2 separate regions of the Homo sapiens genome follow, and region 1 is linked to region 2. A link is a loop called in an ENCODE intact Hi-C map of the cell type or tissue named here. Cell type or tissue: GM12878. All regions are shown on one strand. Each heading gives the region's core, and the rest is flanking DNA. Links, peaks and the distances in the headings are about the cores only. Region 1 overlaps KIF16B (kinesin family member 16B). Region 2 overlaps KIF16B (kinesin family member 16B).

The links. Hi-C counts contacts between places; a loop is a spot of excess contacts. Peaks named below come from ENCODE experiments on the same cell type or tissue, not always from the same donor. Only the 100,000 strongest peaks of a DNase experiment are listed, where the experiment ranks them.
Region 1: it touches region 2 in a loop (2.9-fold over the local background); 3 of 110 quality-filtered maps call a loop at or near these places.

Annotation. Positions count from the first base shown.
Region 1 is chr20:16,428,565-16,440,022 of GRCh38, reverse strand. It overlaps KIF16B (kinesin family member 16B), which reads left to right. Exons shown (of 26, transcript NM_024704.5): 13 at 10,041-10,160; 14 at 11,019-11,070. Among named protein-coding and RNA genes, the nearest start is that of KIF16B, 140 kb to the left of the region's middle. RefSeq lists an enhancer at 2,171-3,370. In GM12878, for the core only: a CTCF peak has its summit at 5,754; a DNase peak (open chromatin) is centred at 5,742.
Region 2 is chr20:16,273,106-16,284,563 of GRCh38, reverse strand. It overlaps KIF16B (kinesin family member 16B), which reads left to right. Exons shown (of 26, transcript NM_024704.5): 26 at 11,153-11,458. The coding sequence ends at 11,311. Among named protein-coding and RNA genes, the nearest start is that of KIF16B, 290 kb to the left of the region's middle. In GM12878, for the core only: a CTCF peak has its summit at 5,046; no DNase peak of the experiment used is centred there.

The sequences.
Region 1 (11,458 bases), core at 1,818-9,817, 160 kb before region 2:
TAGGGGTGGAGTTACTTGCATAGGAAATAAGCTTTGTCTGAGCAGGGACCTTGTTCATCTCTGATGTGGTTTGACTGTGTCTCCACCCAAATCTCATCTTGAATTCCCACATGTTGTGGGAGGGACTTGGTGGGAGGTAATTGAATCACGGGGGCAGGTCTTTCCTGTGCTGTTCTCATGATAGCGAATAAGTCTCAAGAGATCTGATGGTATTGTGAGGTGGAGTTTCCCTGCACAAGCTCTCCCTTTGTCTGCTGCCATCCATGTAAGATGTGACTTGCTCCTCCTTGCCTTCCTCCATGATTGTGACGGCTCCCCAGCCACGTGGAACCATAAGTCCATTCAAACCTCTTTCTTCCCAGTCTTGGGCATGTCTTTGTCAGCAGTGCAAAAATGGACTAATACAATCTCACTCATTGGTGTCTTTGGTCCCGAATAGAACAGACTGACAAGAAAGGGCAAGCTATGGAGATTTAGGGGAGAATTTTCCAGGCAGACTAAACAGCACACGGAGAAGCCCTGCAGTGGGAATGAGGAGGCCGCTGTGATTGTCAGGTAGAAAGTGAAGGGGAGATGAGGTTGGAGAGGTGGGCAGGGGCAAGATTAAGTGAGATATGGTGACCATTTTATTCCAAACGTGTGGGAAACCATTGTAGTGTTTTATGCATGGTCTCTTGATATTTTGAAAAGGTGGCTCTGGCTGCCATATGGAGAGTAGATGGTAGGGTGGCAAGAGAAGCAAAAAGACCGATTGGGGGATATCAGAGATTCAGGCAGGCTGTGAAGGTTACTGGGACCAGGGCAGTAGCAGTGGAGATGGAAAGTTGTGGATGATTCTGACCATATCATGCGGGTAGAGCTCTGTGAAGTCTGAAGCACAGAGAGGATTCAAAGGTGATTTCTAGGCTGACCCACTTGATTCTTTTTCCCAAGCTGTGGATTGTGAACTCTGCCTTCCCACCTGAACCTCCTCCTTCCTGGAGCTTAGTTCTGACAGAGGCTGATCCCCAGTGGATTTCCATTTGTTAACGTTCACAGACCGCTCCTTCCCTTCTCTTTTTTGTTTTTGTTTTGTTTTATTTTTGTTTGTTTTTAAATCTGATTGTGATTCATAGAACATAATTAATAGAGCCCTTACCTGAAGGATTACATATTACTAATCAACTTTGCAGGGATGTAGAACATGTTACTGGCCTACCAGTATTGTTTTTATTCACGTCGTCACTCTCTGGGAACAGAGCAAAAATAAAAAAGTCATTTCCTGGAGGAGAATGAAGGAGATTCTTAACATCTTTTCATCATAGCTTGCTTGGGTTTTATGGACCAAAGGAGGAGAAAGGCAGGATGGTGGTTGAGGCAGTTGACAGAGCTTCACTGACTTCCTAGTAATCTTGGTGACTGTTTCTCCTTTGTTAGATGGACATGATTCTTCCTATGTGGAAAATAGAATACAATAGGCCCCCGCTTGTCTGCAGAGGAGATACTCTAAGCCCTCCAGTGGTTGCCTGAAATTGCAAACAATATGAACCCTATATACACTGTTTTTCCCTATATGTATATACCTATGCTAAATTTTAATTTATAAATTAGACACAGTAAGAGATGAACAATAACTAATAATAGAGCAATGATAACATTATACTGTAATAAAAGTTGTATTAATAGTCTCTCTCAAAATAGCTTACTGCACTGTAGTCACCTATTTTTGGACCACAGTTGACATTGGGTAACTGAAACCGGGGAAAGCAAAACTTCAGATACAGGGGGGCCTACTGTATGAGAAACAGTAGCTTCTGGATGAACGCCAGCTTGTTGCTTACTTTCAGGGTTTCAGAGCTAATTGGTTTTTGTTGATAATGACTTTTTCTTTTTTTTTGAGACGGAGTCTTGCTTTGTCACCCAGGCTGGAATGCAGTGGCACAATCTTGGCTCACTGCAACGTCCTCCTCCCAGGTTCAAGCGATTCTCCTGCCTCAGCCTCTCAAGTAGCTAGGACTACAGGTGCACGCCACCACACCTGTTTTTTTTTTTTTATTATTTTTTTTTATTTTTAGTAGAGATGGGGTTTCACCCTGTTTTCCAGGCTAGCCTTGAACTCCTGACCTCAAGTGATCCGCCCATCTCAGCCTCCCAAAGTACTGGGATTACAGGCATGAGCCACCACGCCCAGCTGATAACGACTTTTAGCATTTGTACATTATTAAAAACATGTAAGTTACTAGACACCACTTGCTCGTCAAATTCATGAGTGATTCTTCACACATGAATAATACCTCCTTACTGAGTTCCCTGGAAAGTATTACAAGGAAACATAAGTATATTTTTTGCCTAGCAATAAAAATCTTTTGGCATCTATCAGATTTTCTTGCAGTTCTCCAATTTCCGTATTTCTCATTAAGAGGAGTAAAACACTTGAGGAGAATGTCTTTACTTAATGTCCATCAACCGAAACTGTTAGTCACATAGAATCCACATACCTGTCCCGTGACTCTCAAGGGGTGTCACTTCCATTCTAATCCCATCCCCCTTTTTACTCTGTTCTTATTCACCCTATACATCCTGCCAGATTCATCTGATGAAGTAGCAACCAATTTCTGTTTTCAAAATTGTCAATGCCTTCCCAGTCTCTGAATCAAATAGTGACCCATCTGCTTCGCTTGCCAGACCATTTTTCCAGGTTTACCAGCTAAACTGGATGTCCAGTGGTTCCTTGTGTATGCAGTTGGTCCTCCATATGTGCAGGTTCTGCATCCATGGATTTTACCAACCATAGATTGAAAATATTAGAAAAAAATTGAGAAAATGCTGTACTATTGCTGATATGTATGATATGTTAGACCTATGATGGTTCTGCCTGTACTGAACATGTGCAGACTTTTTTCTTGTCATTATTCCCTGAACAATACAGTATAATAACTATTTACATCACACTTACATTGTATTTGGTATGATAAGTAATCTAAAGATGATTTAAAGTATGCAGAAGCATATGCATAGGTTATATGCAAGTACTACGCCATTTTACGTGAGAGACTTGAGCATTCTTGGATTTGGTATCCTCAGGAGTCCGGGAACCAGTCCTCCATGGATATCAAGGGATGACTGTTTGCCCATGTTTTTAGCCTTTGTATCTTTGCTCAAGAAATCCCCTAAAACCTGGAGTACCGCTGTTTTCATCCTTCCTTTTTGTAGCCTTTTAATGCTATTCTTGTCTTCAATGTTAAAAAACCAGTTGGTGATTCCATCACAGATTTCAAATAAATGAAGAAATAATAGAAAGCATAGCAAACATACAAGCCTGCAGCAGCAATACTGCTGTAAGTCACTAAGAGAAGCATGTGAGAAAAGATCATGAGTGGCTGCTGGGGAAAAGGAAAGATTGTGAAGGGGATATTCCTAAACCTGCACCTGAGAAGCTGAATCAGTGATGATTCCAGAATACCCCCCACTGTACCTTCAAATTGGAGGAACAGAATTGATTTTCCTATTGTTACTGAAGAGTAGTAGTGATGGCCAGTGGTGGTAACTGGAATGAAGTGAGAGCTGAGCTGACTCTCTCTTGTAAGTGAAGGCCTGGGGAAACATTAAGAAGCTCGAGGGCATCCTGCCCCTTCCCTCCCCCTGGGAAGAGGACCCCTTCCCAATCATTAGGGAGCCCAGGAAGAGAGGGCTGGGCCTCAAACAAAGCCTGTGGTGCCTCAGGTGAGACCTCCTAGCCCTCTGTCATTCCATCTGGCTAGAGAAAAGTGGGTGGACTGCAGACTACTCAGTCAACTAGAAACGTCACAGATATGGCCAGGCAAGCATCAAGGAGTTTCCCATCCTATGTTAGGGCACATGGAATATTTGCACAGATACGCCTAAGCATATACGAGATGAAAAAAATGTAGAACAATTATATAAACATAACTATAGCTATGGGTGGCTGCATAGATGGGCAGATGGGCTGGTAGAGAACAAGAAAGAAGAGGAATATAGCACGCAAAAGATAAAAGATCCCAATATAGATGAAATCACACTTCATGGGAGAGAAGGGAATTCCTTACAATTGTTTCATTCGGTAGAACAAATGAATGAGAAACATGAATTCAATAAACAAAGCAAGATGGTAATAAAAAGCAAAGTGAGATGAAAAAAGAAAGATTGTAGAATAAAGAAAGCCTTTGAGGCCCAAAACAACATCATTGCAGGACTAATACATAATTTTAGAAAATATCAAGGAAAAGAATAGACCCCACTGAAAATCAAATTACTAAGAGAATAAAGGCTTGTTAGGCCCATTGAACACAAATGGAATGATCAAGATAGTAAAGCAATCAGAAACTGAAAGAAATAGAAGACAAAGACCAGTGTAATATAAGGACAATTGGTGTTCTTGAAGTAGACGGTCAACAAATGAAATAGAAAATGGAAAATAAAACAAGACAAGCTTTGTGAAATGAAAAATAAGTAGATGAAAGAACTGAGTCTGCAGATCAGAAGAATGTATTGTGTTCCAGGAAAATATAGAGTAGAGGATGTTCAACACTGAGATCTATCCTAATTAAGCCATTGAATTTCAAGATAAAGAAGAAACTCTTTAAACATCCAGACATAAAACCAAATTATCTGCTGTGGACTAAAAGTCAGACTAGCTTAATTTTCTTAGAGTAGCATTCAGCTTTGAAAAGAGTGGAGCCATGTCTTTAACCTTCTGAGGAAAGTAAGTACCATACTGCCCAACATGCACCATGTGGCCCAAAATCGACACAGCTATGATGTCATTCAGATGCCAAGGCAAGAAGCAACGTTCTCAAACCGGTACAGATTCAGGTAATGGTGCTTAAAACTGAAACACTTATGAAAAATGTATATGCACTGTGATTATGTTTCATAACCTCTTGACTTACAAGGATATTTTAGGAAATACCTCTTATATTAATAATAAAGAAACATGGTTGAAATAGTTTCATTCTGTTAAATTTAAATAAAATCACATACAACTTTTTTAAGTTAAAAAGTAGTTTTACTAGAGGATAATTTTATTTTTTTTCAACGTCTTTCTGGCTATCTGACTTCCTCCCCCATCCTCACAGCCACACTGGGCATGTGCTCTAAGCCCTGATTGTCCCCAACCCCCAGCCCCCAGACATCTGCTGTGTTTGTAGTCAGGGTTGCAGAAATTATGTGCACTTTATGATGTGAGTCAACTCTACAAAATTCTACTCGCTAGTGAAATATATAATTCTCTGTAACATAAATTTTCACAAAAAGATCCTGACATTTCATTCTTGTCTGTTCAGAAAAAAAAAGTGCCACTTAGAAATCACTCCCTATAGAACCAAATAATCAGCACTTACTGAGTGACTACTGTGTGCCTGGTGCAGCTATATTCACCTAACATACTCTGTGAAGACACGCAATTCTTATTCCTAAAGAGATCTTAATTTACGTGGGGCAGACACACTGTCAAACTTTTCCCAGTTTTTTCCAAGTACAATCTAGATCCCAGGTAGACTTTCTAAGAGGGGGAAAAAATAGATTTTTGTTGTTGGTAAGTTTTTGTATCATTTTCGGTTATCTATTCAAGAAAGTTGTTGACTTTTGTAAGGCAGAGTGCTGGGCACTAAGGATGTGGTTGTGATTAAAAGAGCTAGACTCCCTGCTTACTCTCATAAACCATTACGGTGGTTACACGGGCCTTGCGCATTGAGCCGAGTCCTCCTGTGGTCTTCTTCCCACGAGATCTGGGCAGCCCTGCCTGCAATCACCAGAGCCACCGGAAGGGGCAGAAGTGAGTCTGTGAGAGTCCCAGCAAAGGGCATGTGTTTTAAATTCAGATGGATTTCACCTGAATAGATGCCTGGAGGTTGAAGAAAAACATATGGAGCATATCATTTGTAAATGTTGTGAACAGGATGCTTAAAATAAACTGATGCTACGTTTTGACAATTTTAGTCAGTTTGTGGGGTTTTTTTTTAATCCAAATAAGCATGGTTGCCAAAATCTTTGTTTCAATGTAAAATATATGCAAGTATACATATTTTACATTGATTTCTTTGGGACCCTGTGTCTGGAGTTGGGGGAGGGTGGCCCACTCTACTATGTTAAGTATTCCATCTTATCCAAGAGGTATTTCATAAATTATGTATAACAGTAGATGCCACTCAATAAATATTTTATACGTGATAGATATTTTTGTCTGAAATTACTTTTTCGCTTGAGCAATGATTTAAACCCTCGTTTCCAGTTTTATGAGGTGACACTTTTATAATATCATGTAGTTGAATGCAGCTTGAATGTCATAGAGCTTTAGGGCAGCATTAATCATAAATTCATCCTTCCCCACTTGCAATCCTGGAAAACTTTCTCTTAATTCAGATTTTACCCATTATATATATGGAAGTGTATGTGAGTGTGTGTGTGTGTGAGTGTGTGTGTCTCTGTGTGTGTGTGTGTGTGTCTACATGCTGGGGATGGGTGGGAACAAGTAAGACTTTTGACCTAATGGCTTTGAAACTATGAATTTCCAATGCCTTTCAAAATCTTATTTCAAGGAAAAACAAAAGTGTTTCTCAATGGTTAAAAAAAGAAAGAATAGTAAACGAAACTGGGATGTAGTCCAAAGCACTTTCTGTAGTTTGAGTGGGAGCTATTAAAGTTTAAAATATTGCATTTTTGGGGGTGGGGGGTTATTGTCTACTTCTGTACAGAAAGAAAATACACATGCCTGTGGACTTACGAGAATGGTCACTTTCCTTTTCATGTGGACCTAGAGGCCTGTAATAATTCATTGCCATGGGGCTACTGACTGTGTGTGCAGTTTGGTCACAGTTCAGAGCTACCAAACCTTCCCATGAGGACATCATTTTATGAAATAGAGCTGTGTGATTAAATTCTCCCCTGTAATATATGTCTTTAAAAAAATCACATCCCATTTCTGCTTTAATTTCATGGTCAGGAGGAAAAAACATGAATTCTGCTAATATCCGAGAGGTAGGAGTAGGGGTTAGCTTATGGAGAGTGCTCAGTTTAGCTGAGATTTGCATATTCCTTGCTATAGTAAATCAATGTTACTGAAGTCTCCGACCTCAAAGCCTGAGGTTCTGAGCCATGGAATGGGAGGTTGGCTGATAAGAGTGGTAATTGAAGAACAATGACACGCTTCATTTCCTTTTCTTGAAACTAAGTTATGCATTGGTCATTTTCTCTGCGTATCTATTTAATGGTTGTTAAATTAAATTGCTTTCTTTCACATTGTGATTTTTATTTTTATTTTTTTAAGCCATCCTTTTTTTGTTGTTGTTGTTACTTCATTTCACCGCCCTCTCGCATGACTTCAGGTCTTCAGTGTGCATTTGAAATGTAAATATCTGCAGAGGCCTGAGGGACTTCTCTCTCTCCACCTCCCTGCCCCAGAAACCTCCCAGGAGTTCCCTTGTCTACAGGGTTTGAGTTTTGCTTTAATGGTCTTACACTAGCTTGAGAAGTTCTGAATCCATCACCTAGCGAATGGTAGACTTCGTAGGTTGTTTTAATACTTAAATGACACAGAGTACATTTATTGGTTCCAGGATTGTAAGGAATCGTATTTATGTTTAGGGCTGTGTTGGGTGTTGGAGTTACAGAGGTGTGTCTTGGTCACTGCGTCTTGACTATAGGAGTCAGGGAGGGAAGGAGATTCTCCAGGAGCATCTCTGACCAGGATCCCCAGTTAGTGGTTGGAACTGGGTTTTCTGTTGCTCGTACAGTCATGGAGCACAATGTCATGCTCTTGTACATGATTTAGTCTGAACCTGGTTCAGCCCAACCTCAAGACTGCAATTTTTACCTTCAACCTTCTGGAATTTGTCTGCTTTCTACTTCAGACTTCCCCAGAAGCTTGACTTTAGAGGTCTTTTGTCTGGGGTCAGATGGGCCTGATGTCAAGATAAGGCCTACCATTCTCTTCCGGAGGGTTGTCTCTGACCTTCCCTCTGCATTCCACTGAACTCTGTGTGTCTACTCACTCATTCATTCCTCTGGCAAATATTAATTGATGAGTGGGACATGAAATTAGGTGCTGGGTTACATTCTAGCCAGAGGACAGGTAATAAACTTGTGCGTGTGTGTGTGTGTGTGTGTGTGTGTATACGTATACATATAAATGGATAGTATATATATATATGTATATATATATATACACACTAATAGCCATTCCCAAGGAGAGAAATCACCATGAGGAACATTGGTGGTTGCTATTTTGTATGGGGTGATGGGGAGAGTGGCTTTTGAGCAGAGACCTGAAGGAAGGAAGGGGCCATGTTATATATGTGTCTAGGGCAATGTTTCTCAAATGTCTGGAGACATTTTTGGTTGTCAGAACCTCAGATGTGTTGCTAGCATCTATTGGGTAGAGGCAAGGGGTGCTACAAAATATCCTACTGTGCATAAGAATAAAGAATTACCTGGTCTGAAGTGACAACTGTGCCGCAGTCCAGAAACCCTACTGTAGGGGAAGAGAAGGATAGCAGTGACAGAGGAAACAGCAACCACAAAAGCAGTAGGAACCGCAGTGAGTGCATCCCTGAGATGGGGCAGGCTGGCAAGTTTGAAGAGCAGCAAGTTGCCTCTATCCCTGGAGAGGAGTGAGCAAAGGGGAGAGCGGCAGAAGATGAGAGTGAGTGAGCATGGGATGAGATCAGGTAGAATTTGGTAGAACATCACAAAGACTTTGGCTTTTGTCTCACTGAAATGGGAGGCTATTTAAAGGACCTGAGCAGAAGAGTGACCTGCCCTGATGGCCTTCTGGCTGCTGAATTGAGTGTATATCACGGGAGACATGAGTGGTGGCCCAGATTATCACAGTAACCCAGGTGAAAGACAATGATGGTTTGGGCCAGAGGCACGTGCTGCGGGTGGCTTGATGTTACCAGATTCTGGGCATATTTTGAAGGTAGAGTTAATACTACATATGTAGAGTTTAGAGAAAGAAAGGGGCAAAGTGTAAGCATGGTATTTAGACCAAACAGGAAAGGTTGGTATTTACTGAGATGGGATAGTCTGCAGGTTTGGGAGGCAGAGAGAATCAAGGTTTTTTTTGTTTGTTTTGTTTTTTGTTTTTTGTTTTTTTTAATGTGTTAAATTTGTGCTGCCTGTTTGACATCTCCATAGCTAAACTGAGTTGGGTTGGTGTACATATATATATATATATACATACACACACACAGTATACTCATATATGCGGTATACATTTGAGTATGGGACTTAAGGGAGACATCTGCCCTGGAGATGCAATTTGAGAGTCATCAGCATCTAGATGGCAGGTCAAGTCAAGAGACAGAAGGAGACCATCAGGAGAGTCAGTGTCGGTAAAGAAGAGTCCCAAAGACAATAACCTTCATAGAGGGAGTTCAAGAGAGAGTAAGAGGGAAGGAATTGAAGAACTGAAAGTATAGGGAACTTTTTGGAGGTAGTTTTCTCTAAAAGGCACAGAGAAATTGGTGGTAGCTATAAGGAGAGGCAAGGCCAAAAGACGTGGTGGGGTTTGGGGATGGGAGGTGAATAGCAGATTCATATTAATGTATAGCAGGGAATGATCCAGTGGATAGGAGAAGTTGATGGCACAGGAGGCAGAGGACCAGGTTCCTCTGGTGCAAGGTAAGTAATGCACAGGAAGGCTTCTTCTCAGGACCATGCACAGTTCAACCATGGTAAGTAGAGAGAAAAGCCATCAACTAAGGCAACATCTTGATATTAAATGGCATAAAGGCTCTGAAGAGTGAGAAAGTTTACTTTGTAGTTTGGATGTTCCTAGAACCTTTCTGAAGGAAGATTTGCTTTGAAGAGGTTATGTATCAGGCAATGAGTTTAATTCGTTTTATATTTCGCTTTTTATAAGTTCCAAGTTCACTTTGCTTATTACCTGCCAGGATTTCAACACGAAGTTTAAGGTCCATTTTTCTTGCAGTTTTTTAGATGAGAAATAAAATATTGCCCATTCTGACAATCTGAAGAACACCTAATTTGAAGTTCTCTTTTCCCAAAGTAACCTTTTCTTTTTCTTTTCCTCTTAATTTCAGGAACAAACTCTAGCCCTCAGGAAAGAAGGGATTGGAGTTGTTTTGGATTCTGAACTGCCTCATTTGATTGGCATCGATGATGACCTTTTGAGTACTGGAATCATCTTATATCATTTAAAGGTAGAAACTGATTAAGTGGAACATTCTAATTTTGTTTCCAGTTTCTCCATTAGACACTAACTAGGTTTATTATAATATTCTATGGTCATGAACACAACTAAATTAAATTAAAGAATATACAACAAATCCTTGAGCCCTTTGGGAATTTTCAGAAGCTCATTGGGATTCTTTGGTATTTAAAGTTCCCTTGTTATCTAAAGTTAAATGATGAGCCATTGATTTGCCCTCTATTCTGTAGGATTAGTAAGAGGGAGGTAAGGAACAAAAAGGCACACAGACTGAAGGAGAAAAGTTGTAAACAGCTGGGGGGATTTTGTTGTATGTACAGTTTCCTGGTCCCTGGTGGCAATTATAAAATTGTGCTTCTCACCTGCATTATTGGGCTTGGTTCCAAGCAGACAGTTCATCTTGGGAGTACAGAATTCCACATCAGTATTAATGGATGCCCCTGTAACCTTGACTTTAGTGCCCTCTCTCTGACCCATAACTTAACAATGAGAATGCTACTGCATTTGTGTTTTGCAGACTTACATAAACTATATCTTTAGACACAAAGAATCTCTTGGCCACTGGAGAACCTCCCCAGAAAGGATCAGGAACATCAGTGATATTCCTGTCATGAGCAAAGTATTTAACGCTGTCAAAGCAGGGCCTCACCATTGCTGTACATTAAACCTTTCCAGACAACTGGGGCTTTTTTACAGAGCCTTGGGGAGCTCTCGATGCATTGAAGCTGTGGCCTGCCAGGATGTTGTTCATCCCATTGGCCACTATGTTGTTTGGGCTTCAATGAAAAATGAAGAAACAAGCTATTCCTTCTCTTCTTACTAATACATTTTGCTTGGGTTTTCTTCCCAGGAAGGTCAGACATACGTTGGTAGAGACGATGCTTCCACGGAGCAAGATATTGGTGAGCATATTTATCAGTGATCTGTTCCCAATGATTTTTTAAGGTTGTATTCAAGGAAGAACTTTTTCGAATGACTGACATTGAAGTAATTATAGAAAATTAAATTATTTTTCAAGTACAGTGTTGGTCAGTATGTACGTATATATATGTGTGTATATATATTTTTGTAATTTAGAATACAACTCAAATGAATAATGCAGAACAACTAATTTGGTGAATAAAGTGGGCCAATAAACCCTTTCTCCCACCCTACATTCCATTCCTTGTCAGGTCTTTGAGGAACACAGTTACTTAAATCACTCTACATTGTCTCACAATGGAACAATGATTGATGGAAATATACCAACAGACACAGATAAAAGATGTAGGTCTTTTGAAGGAGAGGGTT
Region 2 (11,458 bases), core at 1,801-9,800:
CCTGGTAACAGAAGAGGAAGCGGAGATTTGAAGTGTCAGTGTGAAAAAAGAGAGAGTGAAAGTAAAAATTGTTTCATTTGGGATAATATGCAAGAGAGAGGATTGCAATCCGGGACATACATGCAGACCAGGGTGGCCTCTGGCAACGTCCAGGAAAAAAAGTAAAAGGTTGAGGCTTACTGGGGAAGGAGAAGGGTTTGCAAGTTGTTTTGAAAGAAAGCTTATGGTGCTGGTGGCAGCTTGCAAGGGCTGGCAAGTTCTGAGTGGCAAGTATCAGTAGTTGCCAGGTAGGACCTGTAATCTTGGAGGTACAATTAGGTCCTTACAGTTTTAGATTGGCTTGCAAAACAGTGTGCCAGGCAGGTGTTCCTGTGTAATTAGCTAGCTGTTCTTGTCCCAGTGGCTGTCCTGGTGTGACTCATGTCTTGTGATAGTTCCCGTGATCAGGCAGATCAAGCATGCGAGCCCTCTCTTCATGGCCTTCCCCAGCTCCGCTTGCCAGGGTTTGACACAAGTTACTGTCTTTGGAATCTTACAACTTTCGCAGAAGCGTGAAGGGAATCTGATGGCTGGCTTCAAATGTGGTGGAGGCTGGGTGCCACTGAATGTAGGTGGTCTTTAGGAACTGAGAGCAGCCCCTTGCTGAGAGTCAGCAAGGGAACCTCAGGCAGGACCCCAGTCCTGTGATTACAGAATGCCGTATTTGGCCAACAACCTGAAGGAGTTTGGAAGTGGTTCTTCCCCAGGGCTTCCAGATAGGAGCCCAGCCTTTTTAACACCTTCGTTTCAACCCATGAGACCATAAGCAGAGGCTACCTGCACTGTGGCAGGACTTCTGACCCACAGAACCATGAGCTAATGAATAGGTGTTGCTTCCAGCCACAACGTTTGTGGTAATTTGTTGTGCAGCTGTAGAAAACTGATATAGGCCCTCAGGTCACACCCACCTTGCCACCTGTTTTCATACTGTCTGTGAGCATGGCCTGAATTTGCTAGACCTGTGATCCATGGAGACCTGGCGGGCTCACTGCCTGTTTTCCTGGCACTCAGCTGGCAGCCACGGCTCGCTGCTCCCCAGGGCCTGTGCTGGTCACCGCCTACACACTGGGGACTTGTTGGCAACTGCCAGTCACCAAGCAGTAGAGTCTCAGTCTGGGAAGTTGTCTTGCCTCTGGTCAGCTGCCCCAGTTGAGATTGCCAGGCTCTGTGCAAAGAGGGAGGCACACTAGGATTGGCACCACCAGGCAGAGCGTGAAACTGACCATGACAGTGGCCTGCCCAGCACTGGGTGCAAAATGCGCCTTCCACCCTGGGTAGCCCACCCCAGGAAAACAGGATGGGGTGGAGCCGGAATTTTCTCTCTTATTACATAAACACCTACATAATATCCTTAATTTCGCCTCTTTGCCTACAAAGCCCAAAGTATACCATCCATCCTTTTATAGAAAAAGCTTGCCCTGCCCTGAGTTAGACTGACAGAGGCTGGGAAAAGGTATGCAAGTGTCGGCACACCAAACTTGCTGCAATGAACACAATGAAAGTCTCACACTGGAGGTTCCAATGACGTTTTATGGTGGTTTCAAGTACCTTCGGGCAAGTGGTAGACTTCAGTAGAAGTTGGGGATTAACATTTGGAGACTCGTGAAAGTCCTCTGGCATCATAAGCATCATTTGACCAACGATTGTGTATGGCAGCTGGAAGAGACTTCCTGAAGGCCTGGCAGGACTTCACCATAGAGAAGAGATACCACCACCAGCGCACAGTGCCACCACCCAACTGTGTAGGGCCCCCAGCATGGGGACTGGCAGAGCCCAGGTCCAGGAGCAGTCCTGTTCCCAGGAGTCTGTCCTATCTGCTGAATGCTCTGTGCCTGTGGGCCTGGTCTAGTCACGCTAGACAATTGGTGATGCCCCAAAGCCCTGCCTCCCAGCTGCTAGGCTTGGTACCTGCTTCCTGCTCTGCCCAGAACAGGCTTCCTCCAGTATCTTTCTCCAATGTCTTCACCTGCTTGATTCTCATCACCCTATGGGTCTTGGCATAAAAGTAACCAATTCCCAGGACTAGGCATACAGCCTTTCCTTTCCCCTGGGGTCCCAAGTCACCTCATTGCAGTTCTCTCATAGTCATATTTTAATTGTAATTACTCCTTTACCTATTTGTCTCCCAGGCAGGCAGGACTGTGTTACTTGGCACAAGAACTGAGTAGTATTAGCTGTTGAATGCCCAGCACCGTCAGGCGCGATGGCTCATGCCTGTAATCCCAGCACTTTGGGAGGCTGAGGCGGGCATATCAGCTGAGGTCAGGGGTTCGAGGCCAGCCTGACCAGCATGGTGAAACCCCATCTCTACTAAAAAATACAAAAATTAGCCAGGCATGGTGGCACATGCCTTTAGTCCCAGCTACTCAGGAGGCCGAGGCAGGAGGATTGCTTGAACCTGGGAGGCGGAGGTTGCAGTGAGCTGAGATCATGCCACTGCACTCCAGCCTGAGTGACAGAGTGAGACTCTGTCTCAAAAAAAAAAAAAAAAAGAAACAGAAAAAGAAAAAAAAGAATGCCCAGCACCTAGCCCAACACTGGTGTGTAGAAAGCTTTCAGTAAGTACTTATTGGGTGCATGAATGAAGTCTGAAGAGAAGGGAGTCAGTACACAGCACACCTTGAACCAGTCCTTGGAAGATGAGAAGGATCTAGATGATGGGAGCAAAGCACCCATGGGAACAAGGAGAGACTCTGAGCAGTGGAGGATGGTGCCAGCCAGCATGCACCTGTGAGGGGAGGAGGGGAGGCACCGTGTCTGTTTCATTCAGCTCAATACCCAGGCCTGGCTTACTGCTTCTTGGAGAACACGTGTGCAGTGACTGCGCTGGATGGATGAGTTACCCAAACCAAGCTGTCCTGATTTCCTTGGAGTGTGGAGCACATTTGGGAGCATGTTGGAAAGGGAACCCAGCCTATTTGACCCAGTGTAGCCAAACTTTAGGATTCCTAAAAAGCCAACAAGAGGTATTTAGACTTGAATTTATGGGAGTTTAGAATTGGGAAGACTTGACTGGATGGATCATATTGACCACACTGGGTCGATGCGTGATACATAGCCAGGGGTGACCTGAACTCTTTCAGGTCTAGAAACATCCCTGAGTAGCTCCATTCAGGCCTGATCCATCTTCAGGGCCCATCAGTGGATGATGCATTTTCCAAGTACTGCGAGTTAAATGAGACCTCTAAGTCTTACTAGACTGATACTTGTCTTTAAGCCGCCACCGTGGTTAATGACTTCTGAGAATGAGGAATGCCACTGAACTCCTTTCTCTGTTAATATGTCACTATGGAAAGGTGGATAAAGTTCCATTATATTTTTAAAGAACATTTCAATTTTAGTAATTTCAGTAACTTTAAATTAAATTATAGATTTATGTTAAAATTTTGTAAAATAAAGAGGACCTCACAACAATGAGATGGCCGGAAAAATCATTAGAATGATATGGATGAGGTGATATATTGCACATGAAATAAGCAGTAGGCTGCAGTTATAGTCATGAGCCCTATTAAAACAGAAACTTTTTAATAACATAAAATGGTCACAATTTTATCTCCCTGATAATTAAAATAGAAGGCAGAGAGCCAGCAGATAAGGAGGCTTAGGTCTTTCAAAGGCATCTGAAGGCCCAAATTCTCATGCTTGCATTTTCTGCGCACACACACACACACACACACACACACGTGCGCGCGCAGCAGTTGACTGAAATTCAGGGAAAATTCTGGGAGGCTGCATGTGCATAGTATGGACAGCCCCAAAGAAAGGCCATGTTACATTTCAGGCTTACGGGCTTGAACCTTCGGGATTAAATTAGGCAATAATGGCTTTCTCCTACATTTGAAGAGCTGGTCACTTTGTCAGCCTCTTATGACCTGTTGACCTTAGCCAAGTCACTGCCCCTTGGAATCTCAGTTACTTCCTCTGTAAACAAAGGACATCCATTCTTGTCCCTCTCCTAAGGGTGTCTTAGGGGCTCACATAAGCTCATGAACCGGAAACTTTGTACGAAGTACCTGCAGGCTGAATCCATATTCAAGGCCCTCTGCATTCTGCTTCACATCCTGCTGTTTCCCACCCAGATCCTTGCACAGGCTGGCCTTGGCCTTGCTCTCTTGCTCAGACTGTTAGCTGAACTTGGACACCACCCCTCCTTCCCTCCATCCCCTGGTCTAAAATTGTCCTTTCTTTCAAGGTCACAGACCTAAAAGGGAATGGGTGTAAGAGAGGGGGGAAGCCACACCATGCAGCTCCTTGTTGACTTCACAGGTTTTTGCCAGGATGGACTATGAAATCCATGGTTAGTTCCTGTGAGCAAACCAGCATTTCACCCAAAAGATTTACAGTTCAAAAGAAAAACCCAAAAGAAGCTGCCTAAAGGCCAGATTTTGCCCACATTTTTCCAGTAACTCCAAAGCATGTTTCCTTTCAGGCAGAGCTCAGACTGAAATTGTATTGTAGGTCACACATGAATCATAGTAATATAATGACCTTCAAGAATGTCTAAATGGAATAGCATGTAGCAGCAAATTATATTTTCAATTTTTTTTCCTGATGCATAAACTAATTGAGGTGCCATGCTAAAGCTCTAATATAATGGACTAAATTCTTGCTGAATTACTCTGTATTGCTGTAGGGAGTTCATTTTGCCTTTCACAACTTATTAACACAGCCAGTAGACCATATTAGCCTGTGTTTTGGTTCAAAAGATTGATAGTGTTTAGTAGTTGTCTTTTGAAATGGCATTGGAAATTTAAAGATTGGGCTATGTGTAGATCAGGGTCTGGGGCAGGAGCCTTCCAGCTTCAGGCCTAGCTGTGGATGGACCACCGGGATACTCTGACCTATCTGAAATGTGATTCTCCAGAGCCTCCTAGGATCGACCTTTTCCTAAGAGAAGAGCGTGATAGGCAGATACCTCCATCTTAGCATAGACTAGCCCTGGAGGAGCTTGATTGTGTTCTACAAGGAAGGTTTCTTCTGATTCCTGACCCTTGTCTGCCCCCTGCCAGCGCTGTGAGATTATTGTTAGTTAACTTGATGGTAAACAGTAGAAAATGACTGTCACCACAGTAAACAGATGGAATCATTCGCTCCTAGCCTTGGGAATGGACAGAGACCAAAGGCTCTCCTGAAACTGCCCAGCTTTCCTGAATTTCTCAAACTCTTGAAAATGCTCCATAACAGCAGCTACACAATCTGGAAGAGGTGTCCCCCAAAGGACCCTTGGTTCCAGGAGACTCCAAGCGCTAGTAGCTTGATTAGCTCTTTGGCTGTAAGGTGTCCACCCAGAATATCATGGGAAAAGCTTATCTGTCCTATGCCTTAAGTCAACCAGTTAACCAATTCCCAGAGAGGGGAAAGGTGTTTCTTCAGAAGGGGATTGGGCTGCTGTTTGGGAAGGGAAATGGGTACAGGGCAGTCAGAGAATGGCCAGTGCCCACCAAGGCACTGTAAGGGAGATACCGAAGCATTCCCTGAGCTGCCTTGGCTCCCTGTAGAAGAGCGTGAGCCTTGCAGAGAAACAGGACCTTCCCCGTGTTTGTAAAGAACTTTTAACTCTGAAGAACCAGTGCCTGCTGGTCCCCACGAAAGCACCATCAGGCCTAGGAAAGGCAGTGCATCTGACCCAAGCAGCTAAGATGCCCGGTGTAGACAGACTTGCCCGGTGAGAGACCGTGTGGCTCAGCAGAGGGGACCTGACTGAGAAGCAGGGGATGGCGGGTGCTGTGGGTAGCAGGCAGGAGCCTGAGTCTAGGGTGTCTCTCATATCACCACATCCCCCCTTCTTCTGCTCGTGTCTTCTGGCCTCCACTTTAAAAGCTCATAGTCCTGTACAGGATTTTGTGTTTGTTTGTTTTGGGGAGATTTTAAACATCATGTGCCAGGGTCACACTTTCTTTGGAACAGACCCATGGGGGTCCATGTCTCCCAGTTACCTGTAACCCCTGCTCACTGCCCCTGAGCAACAAAATATGCCCAAAACCTATAGAAGAAAGGCAATTCATGAAATCGAGGTACTCTATGTCAGCACTGAAATATACCGTAAAGATTAGCCATCTAAATTTGATTTTCTGAAAGTATTGATAAGAAAACACCTACATCAGTATTGGTCCAAGTCACAAAAAGTAAATAACCTAGATAGATATCTGATATATTTCTTATTATTCTTAAATTCTTTTTGCCAGCTTGGTAAACAAATAAATCATGGGTACCCGTCTCCAACGTTGTTGTGCTGGTTTGGTTTCCTTTTCATTTCCACCTCTTTTGTCTTCCCCTCCATCCCAGCCCTGTTTCTCTTGTCCTCCCCTAGACAGCCCCCTCTGTCTCTCTGTGGCCCCCTGTCTCTCTCGGCCTCTTCTCTTTCCCATGATCACTCACTGTCAGACAGACCCTCTCCTAGGCCCCCTTTGGCTCCGCCATCCCATCTTATTTCTGGTTTGCAATCGTATTGAAAGAAGATTTGGTTTAATCTGACTTTCCTCCTCCAACTATCCAAGTCAGGGCCATAATGTTGTGCAACCCTAGGAGGTGCTTTTGCTGTTCTCAGTGGCCCTGACACAGGACATTTGACAAAGCAAAGACTCAGGTGTGTCACTGTCCACCAGGTGAACAAGAGCTGCAGGCCTTCTGTGGTCCCTGACGTGCTAGAGATTTAAATACGCCTGCTTTTATTTCTTTTTATAATGGAGAAAATGTCCTGTGAAAGTCAGAAACAGATTGGATATTGGATTTCACAAATCTTTTTCCCACTTTGCCCTTCTGACCTGGATAAGTCACTTAAACTCCTAATATCCTTCAGTTTTCGCAATGCTCTTTTATAAAGCGTGCTGACCTGGGGAGATGCAGCTTGACACCTGGACTGATTTTTCACATCCTGGGAGGGCTACGGTGACTTTGGGGTCAACAACAAGGGATAGCTTTGACAGGGGGATTTTAATTTTCTCCCTTCAGCCACAGATGCTGTGGAAAACATTGTGAGCACAGGCAATAAAAATTACTAATATGAATGTGTGTTGTTAGGTAAGTATGTATATTTTAAATATTTTATATATATATATATATATAATATGTACATAAAATAGCAGAGTTCAAGTACATTGGCTAAGCTTAGATTTGAGTGTAAATCTCTACAGGAAACTTCTTTATTGGAAGGATAGTGATAAACTTGACTCATCAGACACCAGTAATATTGGGAAGTAGATTTCATTAGTGAAGAAGAGTTCAGACTAAAGGACCAAAGCGGTGACCAACGCTTATCCCTGTGTTAAAGCCAATCGGTGGTTTTGTTCAGATGTGAAGTACTGCACAGTGCTGGTACTCAACAGACCACAGCTATGCGCACAGCATGGCCGCATCTCACAGACACGGCATTAAGCCATGGAAGCCAGACACAAAAGAGTATATCCCAAATGATTCCGCTCATATGAAGTTCAAAAACTGGCAATTCGAATCTCTGGTGCTAGAAATCAGAATAGCGATTGCCCTTGAGGGAAGGTTTGTACCGGAGGAGGGAGTACGAGGAGGGCTGCCTGGGGGCTGGAAGTGTTGTATAATTCATATCTAGATGCTGATGGCATAGATATATTAACTTTGTGAAACTGTATTCAACTGTACACTTGTGTGTGGTTTTCTGTGCATATACTTTAATTCAAAAAAAGATAACTAATTAAAATCAGCAAGGTTTCCTCTCAGCACGTTTCCTAAGCTTGGCAGTGTTCCAGGGATGATAGGGGGCTTCAGAGAAGAATGAGACACTGTCTGTGACCTTAAGAACTTTCTAGAATTCTAGTTCTGTCTTGTGTCCCCAGCTGTAGCCCCAGTCCCTTGTTTTTTTTTCATTTGCCAGAATTTGTTCAGCCCATTTGAAGCATGTGGCTCTGGACATGGCCAACAAAGGTCATGCCTCATCTTAACAGACTTTAGAGCACTTTGAGGTCGCTGCAAAGAACGCTTCCTAATCAAATCATTTCTTTGCGCCAAGGAAGCAGGCTATGTAAAGGAGGCGAAAGCTGCCTAATTCTCCTTAAGCAGAAATTTGTTTTGCGAAGAGAAAACTCTTCTGTAATGTTTAGAATTAGTCAAATCAGATCATTCTATCTGGAGTTTTTGTCAAACAACACTAATGAGTTTATTTAAAGAAAAAGACATTACCTGACAGTTGTATTGTTCTCTTCTTATGGTGGTGCTCTTGAAGGGAGGTGTCTCAAATACTTCCTCTTTTCCTTTCATTTATATTTTTAACTTTTACTTCTCTTCTTATTATACCCTTTAGGCTTTATTGGCCCTTTATAGGGACCCTACTTTGTGTACTAATTATGACAAATGCTGATATAACATCTGCTCCCAGATTTAAATTGCCTTCCAGTCTGTCAGAGTTCATCTTGAAGTCAGCTTTGCTGTAAACATCAGCCTGCCTGTTAATGCAGCCTGTGGGAGACCTGAAGCCGGAGCCCACAGGAGCTACCTGAGATGAGGCCTGTGCAGCGAGCCTTGCTCTATCATGCATTAAACTGTGAAAGAGCAGTGGCTCCATGCACAAGTCAGCAAGCTCTGCATCTCCCGTTTTCCAAATCATCTCACCCTTGATCTTCCCAGAACAATCAGTTGTGCACATGCATTGCACCGCGAGCATTGGCTGGTTGAGTGTAGTCTACGATATATACTGGTGACCCTGTTTGATGCAATTCAAGTCCCTTTAAAGTTGATATTCTCAGGGTCCCTTCCCGCAGAAAAGTGGAAGTCAGGTCTCTCTTTGCCCCTCTGATAAAAATAATTACTAAGATTAAGATCTTCACTTTTCAGCAGTTGATTTTCATAACTTCTTACCAATACCTAATTTCAATTTCAGGATCGTTTCTTGAGAGGGTACCATGAGACCAGTAAGTTAGGGATATGGAACAAGAAAAAACATCTTGAGTTGAGAATACTTGCTTTCAAGTCTTCTCTCTAGATTACTAGCCTTGCTCACCTCTCCTGGCAATAGCTTCCTTACCAGGAAATGGGTAATACCAGAAGAAGATGTGATTCCAGGCCAAGTGTAAGGATAACATAAAGTTAGGTGCCTTAGGAAACTTTTGAAGGGGATGCAAATATTTATCTTGATTTAATGGTGGTTTCACATGGGTCAGCACTCATGAAGTTATACATTTAAAGAATGTACAGTTTATCTGGCCGGGCGCAGTGGCTCACACCTGTAATCCCAATACTTTGGGAGGCCAAGGGGGGTGGATCATTTGAGGTCAGGCATTTGAGACCAGCCTGGCCAACATGGTGAAACCCCGTCTCTACTAAAAATACAAAAAAATTAGCTGGGCATGGTGGCACATGCCTGTAGTCCCAGCTACTCAGGAGGCTGAGGCAGGAGAATTGCTTGAACCCAGGAGACAGAGGTTGTGGTGAGCTGAGATCGCGCCACTGCACTGCAGCCTGGGAGACAGAGCAAGACTCCGTCTCAAAAAAAAAAAAAAAAGTACAATTTATCATGCACCAGTTTTACTTCCATTAAGTGTAAAACATTGGATGTTAGAAGATTTTTAGAAACTAAGTTATTTTACAAGTGTTGTTGTTAGTAGTCCTCATTAATATTTTGAAGGAGAATTAACAAATTCTCGTTGAGTAGAATGTCTTCTTTCAGAAGGAAATTTCAGGTTGGCAATTCATAGAGGTAGCTAAATTCTACTTTCTCTTCTCAACTGTGGCATCGTCGACATTTGGGCCAGATAATTCTTTGTCCTGTGCTTTGGCATCCCTGGCCAGCATCCACCAGGTGCACTGCCTGTGCACCCCTATGTGACACTCAAAACTGCCACCAAACACTGCTGAACACTCTATGGGGCAGAACTGCCTCTTGTTGGGAACTACTGCTCCAGGCTTAGGCCATGTTGCTTTCACAAATTTTTTGTTGTTACTCAGAGTCCAGAATTATTATGTGTAATTCCTAAGACTGTGCCAGGGTTGTTTGGGTTTTTTAAGCACACTGAGACAATAATAAAGGTTTGGGTCTAACCCCTTCCCTCCAGCCCATTTTCTGTTACAGATGAGATTTGCCTGGCCTAAAATATATTAACTATTCTTGTGTGCCCTCTTTTCCTTGAACACATCCCTCCAGCTCCCACATCTGATTTTATCCCCAGTTCCCAGAGCCTAGTCTCACATATGCTTTGCTTTCTCAGTGCCAAAAACGGCAGATAATGTTGCAACAAACATGCAGCAGGGGTCTGGAGCAAGTAATTGTAGTAAGGATTCCTTTTTGTTGATGATTATAGGACATGCAAAAAGATCTGTAAATATCAGTACTTGGAACTGACCCTCTTGTCCTCAGTATTGCTTTCCCTTTATTTTATAAGAAGGATTCAAAACAGATACTGACTGTGCAATTTTAAAATACCAGTAAGCAGCACATTTAACCTTGTACAGATGGCCGGCCTTTTTTTTTTGTTTTTTTTTTTTAATCATCTTTCTATTTAATGAGTAACTGGGAGCGGGGAGGAAATGACTTTTTTAAATAAGAGATTAACTAGTGACACTGTGGCTGAGAGGCAGATCCCCTGTGCCTGGCACCCTTGACATTTTCCTAGGCATTGTCTGCTGTAGATCTGAGACAGTGCTGCCCAGAATCAGTGCTGAGCCAAAGATATTTCTTCTGTGCATATGTATTTTGTGACTCCGTCTTCTCTGGTTGGTCTGATGATAGGTGGGACAGTGGAGGGCATTCCTCACGTGCTGGTTTTAATGACAATGATAGCACTTTCCAGGTGGGTGGGAAGTTGTTTCTGGAAATTTTTTCTCTTCTTGACACCATCCAACAGTACCTTGACCGTATTCTGATTGATTGATTGATTGATTGATTGATTGATTGATTGAGACAGGGTCTTGCTTTATCACCCAGGCAGGAGTGCAGTGGCACCATCACAGCTCACTGCAGCCTCTACCTCCTGGGCTCAAGTGATCCTCCTGCCTCAGTGCACCACCCTGTCCAGCTAATTTCTTTATTTTTTGTAGAGATGAGGTTTCTCCATGTTGCCTGGACTGGTCTCAAACTCCTGAGCTCAAGCGATCCCACCCGCCTTGACCTCCCAATTGACCATGTTCTTAACTCTTGTCTCTTCCACAGAAATACCTCAGGGACTTTTTCAGCGTGATGCTCCAGTCCGCAACATCTCCCCTCCACATCAACAAAGTGGGACTGACTCTCTCGAAACATACCATTTGTGAGTTTTCACCATTCTTCAAGAAAGGAGTCTTTGACTACAGCAGCCACGGGACGGGGTAGAGCCAGGGGTGATGGAGGAACCACCACAGCAGTGCCTTCTCGTCGAAGCGGGCTCCGATGCAGGGCAGCTCCCCCATGCGAGGATCCGGGTCTGCCTCCTCCTGCTGAAGACAGACATGCAGCAGCGGGCCCGGGCCACCTCACGTT